2 separate regions of the Homo sapiens genome follow, and region 2 is linked to region 1. Evidence: chromatin contacts called from ENCODE Hi-C or POLR2A ChIA-PET data. All regions are on one chromosome and are shown on one strand. Each heading gives the region's core, a stretch centred on a gene start or an enhancer-like site at or near the end of the contact. The rest is flanking DNA. Distances are from core to core; before and after follow the strand shown. Region 1 holds the start of STK31 (serine/threonine kinase 31). Region 2 overlaps STK31 (serine/threonine kinase 31).

Evidence for each region. Hi-C counts contacts between places; a loop is a spot of excess contacts on that map. ChIA-PET counts read pairs that join two places held with the same protein, here RNA polymerase II (POLR2A). Pooled maps may share reads with other maps.
Region 2: a loop to region 1 is called in a map of Panc1, with 4 times the contacts of the local background. The contact joins the enhancer-like site here to the promoter of STK31 in region 1. A Hi-C loop is called at or near these places in 5 of 168 maps with a recorded cell type or tissue (Calu3, PC-3, PC-9 and 2 more) and 3 of 50 pooled maps. POLR2A ChIA-PET finds 5 or more read pairs at or near these places in 5 of 52 experiments (BJ, HEK293, PC-9 and 2 more).

Annotation. Positions count from the first base shown.
Region 1 is chr7:23,708,830-23,713,851 of GRCh38, reverse strand. It overlaps STK31 (serine/threonine kinase 31), which reads right to left and starts at 3,633. Exons shown (of 24, transcript NM_031414.5): 1 at 3,517-3,633; 2 at 1,707-1,753; 3 at 1,566-1,618. The coding sequence starts at 3,566.
Region 2 is chr7:23,758,222-23,763,243 of GRCh38, reverse strand. STK31 (serine/threonine kinase 31) reads right to left here. Exons shown (of 24, transcript NM_031414.5): 11 at 321-443. Among named protein-coding and RNA genes, the nearest start is that of STK31, 51 kb to the right of the region's middle. Within about 2 kb of position 2,928, at least 4 of the 41 ENCODE cell types and tissues checked have a DNase peak (open chromatin) inside an H3K27ac peak, as active enhancers do; they include PC-9 and Panc1, where a contact is called at or near this core.

The DNA of each region.
Region 1 (5,022 bases), core at 2,384-4,883:
CTTATTTTAGTGTACTCCTACTTATTTAAAAAAGTTAACTGTACAGCCGCCTCAAGTCCTTCTGAAGGTATTCCAAAAGGGCATTTTTATTACAGAAGATGACAGCTCCATGCACATTACTGACCCTGAAGACCTTCTAGTAGGACAAGAAGCGGAAGTGAAAGACAGTGATATTGAAGATCTTGTCTTCGTTTTTAACCAAAAAGTTTTTAAAGTAAAAAAAAATTAAAAGTTTAAAAAGAGAAGAAAGCTTTAGAATAAGGACGTAAAGAATATTTTTGCACAGCTCTACAATGTTTGTTTTAAGCTGTGTTACTACAAATGAGTCAAAAGTTTATTAAAAGTTACAGTAAGCTAAGGTTTATTGAAGAAAAATATTTTTATAAATTTAGTGTAGCCTAAGTGTATGGTATTTATAAAGTATACAGTAGTGTACAGTAATGTCCCAGGACTTCACATTCCTCACTACTCACTCAATGACTCACCCAAAGCAATTTCTAATCCTGCAAGCTCCATTCATGGTGAGTGCCCTATACAGGTGTACCACTTTTTAATCTTTTATAATATGTTTTTACTGTACCTTCATGTTTAGATACATAAAGACTTAATATTGTGTTACAATTGTCTGCAGCATTCAGTACAGTAACATGAGGTACAGGTACACCACATGGCCTAGGTATGTGGTAGGCTATATCATCCAGGTTTCTCTAAGTACATTCTATGATGTTCATACAGCGACGCAGTTGCCTAATGATGCATTTCTCTGTATGTATCCCAGTCATTAAGTGATGCATGACTATATATTTAAGAACTCTGGGTTAATCATATTCTTCTAGAACTTTCTTCTCATATATTCTCCTTATTTCCCACATTACGAGTTCACCTCACCCCCCACCAAAAGGAGTTCCCATGCTGTAGGGAGTATAGAGAAACGTAATTTCTTTCCCTTCCGTATCATGTATAGTTTACAAAACCAAAAATTAGCAGGTCGTTCTGTGCATCAGAGGAATTTACCTTCTTAAATTGTGGAACACAGCCCTTCAGTGCTTGCTTTGTATTTAAAACTGAGTAACCTTACCTAACTGACACCCTCCCAACAGAAAATCAGAAATGTTTCATTCATGCTTCCAATTCTATAATGAGAAAAATACCACATCTCAAATTTAAGCCATTAGAAAAAACGACCGAGATTTTTAACTTATCCTCCTTCAAGAAACAATCTTATAAAAGACCCCTAGATGGGGCTATAACTTCACAAATACAACAGGCTCTCAGAATCCAGCAAAAGCAGCCTAGAATTGAGTGGAATTCTGAAATCACAATCTTGCCAATTTTCTTTTTTCAAACTTGGTGTATTATGGGCATAACACTTGACTCATAATGAGTCAAGTAACATCACAGCTGTCAACATTTGTCTCCTAATAATGCCTGGTGATAAATAATTCAATAAATATTAGGCAATGAGAATGACAAATGTATTTATTCCTGGGTTTTATTTTTGTTTTTGTTGGGGAGGAACTGGATTGGGGGAGGTGAGGGGGGATATCAACCAGTTTGCTATTTACCTGGGCCCAAAATGTTACTGCATCTTCTATGTGACTTCCAACCACATCTTCCACTAAAATCAAATCACAATACAAGGAAAATTAGAAATTAATCAGTATCATCTAGCTCTTACACCCCAAAATAATTTTTAGTGTCAGTACCTTTATCGTAATGTGTATCTTCATCCATTTGAACAATTCCTGAAAAACTAGAACAATACCTTAAATTAGATTACAATAATCCACCATTAATAATGAATGAAGACTAAACTACATCATGTTCAATTCTTACAAATGTTTTGTCCTAAATGCAGTTATCAAAATTCAAACTCTATATTAAAAATGAGCTCAATATTTCCTTCACTAACTAATTCTTTTGAGTATTTTGTAGTAGATGCAATTTTATCATATATAATCTCTATCCTTAAAATTATCTCTAGCCAAACTTTTACAAACTTATACTGAACTCATATACATTTTGATCACTTACATAAATCAATACTTTGAAACAATGTACATATTCTTTTTTTAGAAAATATCCTCCCATAAAAAGGACTTCCACAATGTAAACAAAGAGAAACATTACAAGTAATAGAACAAATGCTTTAAACTGGTAGTCTATTTTATGTAAAAGGCACGGTGGTTACTATTTTTGAAGATTCCGTGGGATTAAAGACTGCAAAAATACCTAAAATTTTGCCTATTACTTCAAAAATAATTTTAATTACATAATATTATACTTTATCAAATGCAAAAATATTCCAAAATAAATGTACACTATGTAATTTTATCTGTAATATACTAAAATACTGCACTTTCCATTCATAAGTGTTGAAGGAAAATTAAAACACAGATTTTTTATGGGTTTTTTTTTTTTTCCCCCCAAACGAAGTCTTGCTCTGTCGCTCAGGCTGGAGATCTTAGCTCACTGCAACCTCCACCCCCCGGGTTCAAGCAATTCTCCTGCCTCACCCTCCCAAGTAGCTGAGATTACCGGCGCGTGACACCACGTCCAGCTAATTTTTGTATTTTTAGTAGAGACGGGGTTTCACCATGTTGGCCAGGCTGGTCTTGAACTCCTGACCTTGTGATTTGCCCACCTCGGCCTCTCAAAGTGCCGGGATTACAGGCCTAAGCCACCGCAATTTTTTAAGAGCTTTAAAAGTTGTCTAGGAACACCACTATACTAAAGTTTCAAATGCTCTCTCATTATGAAAAGGAAAACATTAACTCCTCATCACAGAAAAATAAAATTTTAAAAATGGATTACTTTGTCACAACTTAATTTTTTAAAAAAATTTTTCGTAAGTGGCATGAAAATGTCTCCAAAGCAAGGGTTCTTTTCTACTGGTCAAAAAGCAGTTTTTAAATTCAACTGACTGAAAAGCTGTAATAACTTTTAGGGAGACTATATATTCCCACGGAAAGCATTAAGGCTTAAATTCAGTAAAAGTTAAAATTACTTTGGAAATCTCTCCACACACTCCAAGAAGCTACTTCTAGAGTAGTTTTTAAATCTTATTTTAAAATGACTTGCCCTGATTATGAAGGCACTGATGCCGTACCCACTTTCTGCAAACAGAGATCACAAAATAGTACGTCCAAATCTCCACTTCGTGATGAAAATTTGGAAGAAACGGGTACACGTAGCTCTCTGACACTTATTTTATAAGGGATTTTGAAACTTAAATGGCACAGAATTTTCGAGAAGGGGAAGAGAGTGTGGAGGCTGCGTGACCGCGTCTTCATGGAGATCATTCAGGCCGGAGGTCTTTTCGAGCCACTTTCGCCTGCCTGCATGCACTCAAAAACTGGGGCATCTGGCACCCCTCTGGGGTGGCGGGCGGCTAGAAGGTGACAGAAAACCCTGAAATGGGCCTCGTCCCAGGATTGGAGACTTAAAACGCAAGCAGCGACGAAAATAGTCCTTGAAGCGGCCACCACTGCACGTACCACAAAAACTACTACTGACCTCACACTTTCCGTTGCGGAAGCTCTAGAAGAGTGACCCTGGACCCACATACTGGACTTTCGGCCCTCCGCCCGCCGTAGCACACGTGCAGCGGCTTACCGCGTGAGCTTCGACCGCAAGGGCCCCACACTGCGCCTGCGTGCACAGCGCTGCGCCATCATCCGGTGTTAGCGGGAGTCACGTGGCAGCCACGGCCTGCCGCCTAGGAAGAAGCGTGCGGGAGCCGCCTGACGCTGGCTGCTGCCGACCCCCAGGCACTGAGGCTGCGCCCTGGTGATTTATAGGCCGGGGTGGGGTCTAGGGCCAGTTCCTTTCGCAAGGCTTCAAGCTGTGACTTTAGAGGTGACGTAGGATTTCGTGGTCTTTCCTAATCTGTTCACGTGGATTTAAATTTTAGAAACACCCAAATTAGAAGAACCCCGACATTCTATTTACACGATGGAAGAGAGAAAATAACTTTGGTAACTGAAAATGTGTTTTTCAGATTGGTAGCTTTACAAGCGTTGGTCAACTAATCCTTAGATTCCACAGCTCTCTGTAGTATTACAACTTTTTCCACAATCTTAAGAAGAAAAAATTAGTTGTCTGCTTCTTTGCAGATATTACACTTTGTGGCAAACCTTACACAACAATTGAAAATTATCTCCGGTTAATTTTTAACAGCTTGAAGGTTAAAGTACAATAAACTGCAGATATCAAAAGTGCATAATTTGTTAAGGGTGAACATATGTATACACTGTTGAAATCACCTCCACAATTAAGATAAACTTTTCCATCACCTCAAAGTTTCCTCATGCCCGGTTGTAATACCTGACTCCTCCCAGCTCCCGTTCTGCTTTCTGTCACCATATATTAGTTTGCATTTTCTAGAATTTTACGATAATAGAATCATACAGTATGAACATTTAATCTAGCTTCTTTCCAATAGCATAATTATTTTGATTGATAAATTTCGTCCTATGTGTCAAGAGTTTGTTGGGTTTTATTGCTGTTACTATTCCACTGCATGAATATAACACAATTTGTTTATCTACCTTTTAATAGGTGTTTGGACTGCTTCCAGTTTTGAATTGTTTCAAATAAAGCTGCTATTGTGTGCAAGTCTTTGTATGGACATATGTTTTCATATCTCATGGGTTAGTACCTAGGAGTGGAATGGCCAAGTCATAGAATTGTATATGTGCTTAAAAAATTGCCGCATAGTTTTACACAGTTGTACTATTTTATATTCCCACCAGCGGGTTTCAGAGTTCTAGTTGCTCTATATCCTCACCATCATTTGATATGGTTTGTGTTTTTAAGTTTAAACATTCATGTATAAATGTTTAAAGTGGTATCTCCTTGTGATTTTAATTTGCATTTATTTCTCTACTAACTAAAAATGTTGAGAAACTTTTCTTATGTTTATTTTCCATCCAGATCTTCCTAAATGAGGTGTCCAAGCTTTTTCCTGTTTTCTAACTGAATTTATTATTGAGTTTTGACAGTTCTTTATATACTGTGGAT
Region 2 (5,022 bases), core at 1,679-4,178, 50 kb before region 1:
CTACTACATTTTCTGCTAGAATGCAATGGACGATAGGGACCCACATACCTGCTACTGCTCCTGTCTCCATTAATTTCCCCAGTGAATACTGGAGTCCCTAGCCATTTTACCTTGTTTGCAAGATAGATATGCATATAAACATAGCCACAAAATATATTAATATAAACTTTTAATCCCATTAAAAAGAAATCAGAATTCAGGAAACAGGAAAAACTTTTGCAACCATCACAGAACAATCTAAAGTCTTAAGGTAAATGCTAATTTCACTTCTTAAATAAACTTACAATTTAACGTATATTTAATATATTTTTAATTCCAACCTGCAATGTTTTTAAGCGTTTATTAAGAGATGACTCATCAACTTCCAGAATAAAATCTTCTACTGACATGTACAGCTTCTGCTGCATTTCATTTCTTTGGGCAATCAAAATATTCCCTTCACTCTGGAGGAAGAAAAAAAGAATAACCATCATTAATACATCAGGTCTTTTCCGCATATGACCTATATGAAAAAAAGTGATCTCCAAAATTAACTTTATATTCTCCAAACATTATAGCACTTAGGACATTTCTCTCCTTAGATCAACAAAATGACAAAAAAACTTCCTTTCTCTTAATTAAAAATAAAACATTTAAGTTCAACAACTCTGATCTAATTTTTATTTTTCCCATTATTTCTGCAACAATGAAATTTTTGTTTTTCTTACAGAAAATTATATAAGTTCCTACTAATTACATATGGCCTCTTTTCTATTCCCATCCCATTCTCAACTCCTTCAGCTACTCATCCTTCAAGATACACTTAAACACCAGGATAAACCCTCCAATTTGTCCAACAGGCTGTGTTTGGAAATACATATGTGAAAGATATCCAAGAACTCTATGCATTTTCTTTATTATAGCACTTACCATACTGTATTAAAACTATATATTAATATATCCATCCTGTACCCAAGAAAGAAAGAAAGGATATGTCTTTTAAAAATTTTTATCTCGGGGTGGAGGGAGGGGGGAGGGATAGCATTAGGAGATATACCTAATGCTAAATGACGAGTTAATGGGTGCAGCACAGCAGCATGGCACATGTATACATATGTAACTAACCTGCACATTGTGCACATGTACCCTAAAAGTAAAATAATAATAAAATGAAATAAAATAAAAAAGTTTTAATCTCTATTACCTATAACAGTGTCTGGCACATACACTTAAAAGCCTGAATTTTAGGATATTTTTTCTTGCATAAGCTCAACCAGATTATTTTAAAACTATAAATAAAACTATAAAATGTATTATAAAACTATAAAACTATAAAAGCCTGAATTTTAGGATATTTTTTCTTGCATAAGCTCAACCAGATTATTTTAAAACTATAAATAAAACTATAAAATACATTATAAAACTATAAAACTATAAAAGCCTGAATTTTAGGATATTTTTTCTTGCATAAGCTCAACCAGATTATTTTAAAACTATAAATAAAAAAGAAAAGACCTCAAGTAAAGCCTACTGTTTTCATCATTAAAAAAAAAAAACATCTGGGCACGGTGGCCCACGCCTGTAATCCCAGCACTTTGGGAGGCCGAGGCAGGCGGATCATGAGGTCAGGAGATCGAGACCATGGTGAAACCCCATCTCTACTAAAAATACAAAAAATTAGCTGGGCAGAGTGGCAGGCGCCTGTAGTCCCAGCAACTCGGGAGGCTGAGGCAGCAGAATGGCACGAACCCGGAAGGCAGAACTTGCAGTGAGCCGAGATCACACCACTGCACTCCGGCCTGGGCGACAGAGCGAGACTCCGTCTCAAAAAAAAAAAAAAAGCATATGGCCACATGGCAATCAAGTTAAAGAACTATGCAAAATACTTGAATAAAAGTTATCAATTCTAAACCAAAATAAGTACAATAAGGGAAATAAAATGACGATTTCATTTGAGTGGCTATTATGATTATATATTTAGCCAATAATCTACACTTCCATCTATCAAGTAAACTTTAAGTCCGGAAACACAAGCAGTAGTAGAAAAAAAAAATTCTGCTTTCAAAAAAAGTCACATCTGTACTCATAGGATAGTAAGTGCTAAAGCTCCATCCTGAATACTTTCACTATGCTCAAACCACAAAAACAAATAAGGCAGGTTTTTTTACATCTTTTCATCTTACATGAAAATACATTAAGAAGTATTTTAATATCAATAGTGTGGTTTCAATGGAAAAACAATAGGCTTTGCTGTCAGACATGTCTGGGTTCAAGTTCCATATTAACATTTAGAACTAGGGTACGGGCATGGTAGCTAACACTTGCAATCCCAGGACTTTGGGAGGCCAAGGCAGGAGGATTACTTGAGCCAAGGAGTTCAAAACCTGTCTGGACAACATGGTAAAACCCCGTCACTATAAAAAGTACAAAAAAATTAGCCAGGCATGGTTGGTAGTACACCGCCTGTAGTCCTAGCTACTTGGGAAGCTGAAGTGGAGAATCTCTTGTGCCCTGGAGGTTGAGGCTGCAGTGAGCTGTGATCGTGCCACTGCACTCCAGCCTGGGTGACAGAGTGAGACCATACCTCAAAAAAAAGAGTAATTTTTTAATTTTAAAAAATTACAACTAGGTAATCTTGAACAATTTCCTTACCCTTGTAAGCCTGTTTCCTCACTTATAAAATGGGAGCAAATATGCCCATTTTAAAAGTTAATGTAAGAAAATGTTTATAAACACACTGCCTGTGTTTCATAGAAATTAAAAAATTAATCATTCTGCTGTCATCTTCTTTCTCCCATAATCAGAAGTGATCAGTTAGAATCTAATACGTAAAATAACCAAAATCAAATCCCTTCTCCAAACTAAACATTCCTGGCATTTTCAAAAGCCTAGTTATCCTGCTCATACTTCTCATTCAGAGGCAGTCAGGCTGCCAACTGATCAACCTAGGTATGACTAGGGAGTAAGATTTACAGGGTATAATCCACAGAGGCAGAAACCACAAATATTTAAGATGGAACAAGTCCAAACACAACAAGTATAGAGCTCACAGGTGCTAGGGAAAGTTATGGTGGTTGTAGGGAATGGTTTACAAGAAAAACAGGAAGTTCTGTTCAGCCCAATACAATAAATTAAAGAAAACTGCAACAGGAAATAAATATACTTGTACCTAAGCTAATAAAGAATTTATGTAAAATATTTCATTTTCACACCCCTACTCACACACACAAACAACTACCTCCCAACAATAGGTGACTCAGACACTAATTAATAGTAAGGCAGAGTCTTACATGCATAAAACACACCACTCAGACCAGAAAAGTTCCACATTAGCATGTATGAAAGCCACTCTGGTTTACAAGCCTAATGTCCCTCAAAAGCCAGTATCTCTTGTAACAACTCCATAGGTATAGCTTCCAGGGTCCCTCAAGGGGCATGTTTAGTTACAAGAGTCCACATCAAGTATTTGTAGTTTGTAGTTTCTCCCAGTACAGATGCAGTTTGACAATCATAAGTTATACTTACCATAAATAATGTTGCCTAGTAACACAGTTGAAATATTTTATCACATTACCAAGGGAACAAAGAGAGGGAGTTAACCAAAGGTAAAGTTTTCATGCAAAAAGGGAAAAGATTTTGCTACCCCTTATCCACAATCACCAGTTGTCTATTACACCTTTCTTATAAGGCAATAAATGAAGGAAATTATTAATATGAAGATACTGTAAAAGTTAAAGGTTTTACACAAACTATCATTACAATATCTCCAGTTCCTTGTCTTTCTAGAAAGATAACATTTCCTGAGTTCTAATTTGATTACACTGTGATCTGAGAGACTGTTTGTTATGATTTCAGTTCTTTTGCATTTGCTGAAGAGTGTTTTACTTCCAATTATGTGGTCAATTTTAGAATAAGTGCCATGTGGCACTGAGAAGAATGTATATTCAGTTGATTTGGGGTAGAGAGTTCTGCAGACGTCTATCAGGTCCACTTGATAGAGAGCTAAGTTCAAGTCCTGAATATCCTTGTTAATTTTCTGTCTCGTTGATCTAATACTGACAGTGGGGTGTTAAAGTCTCCCATTATTATTGTGTGGGAATCTAAGTCTCTTTGTAGGTCTCTAAGAACTTGTTTTATGAATCTGGGTGCTCCTTGGGTGCATATATATTCAGAATAGTCACCTCTTCTTGTTGAACTGTTTCCTTTACCATTACGTAATGCCTTTGTCTTTTTTTATCTTTGTTGATTTAAAGTCTGTTTTATCAGAGACTAGGACTGCAACCTCTGCTTTCTTTTGCTTTCTATTTGTTTGGTAAATTTCCCTCCATCCCTTTCTTTTGAGCCTGTATGTGTTTTTGTGCGGAAGATGGGTCTCCTGAATACAGCACACAGATGAGTCTTGACCACTTAGCTAATTTGCCAGTCTGTGTCTTTTAATTGGGGCATTTGGCCCATTTACATTTAAGGTTAGTATTGCTCACTCAAAACCACACAATGTCATGGAAACTGAACAACTTGCTCCTGAATGGCTCCAGGGTAAATAATGAAATTAAGGCAGAAATCAAGAAGTGCTTTGAAACCAATGAGAACAAAGAGACAATGTACCAGAATCTCCAGGACACAGATAAAGTAGTGTTAAGAGAGGAATTTATAGCACTAAATACCCACATCAGAAAGCTAGAAAGATCTCATATCAACACCTTAACATCACAATTAAAAGAACTAGAAAGGCAAGAGCAAATGAACCCAAAAGCTAGCAGAAGACAAGAAATAAGATCAGAGAAGAATTGAAGGAGACAGAGACACACACACACAAAAAAAACACTCCAAAAAAAAATCAATGAATCTAGGGTCTGTTTTTTAAAAAAAGTAACAAAACAGACCACTAGCTAGACTAAGAAGAAGAGAGAGAAGAATCAAATAGACTCAACAAAAAATGTTAAAGGGGTATCACCACTGACCCCACAAAAATACCAACTACCATCACAGAATACTATAAACACCTCTACACAAATAAACTAGAAAATCTAGAAGAAATGAATA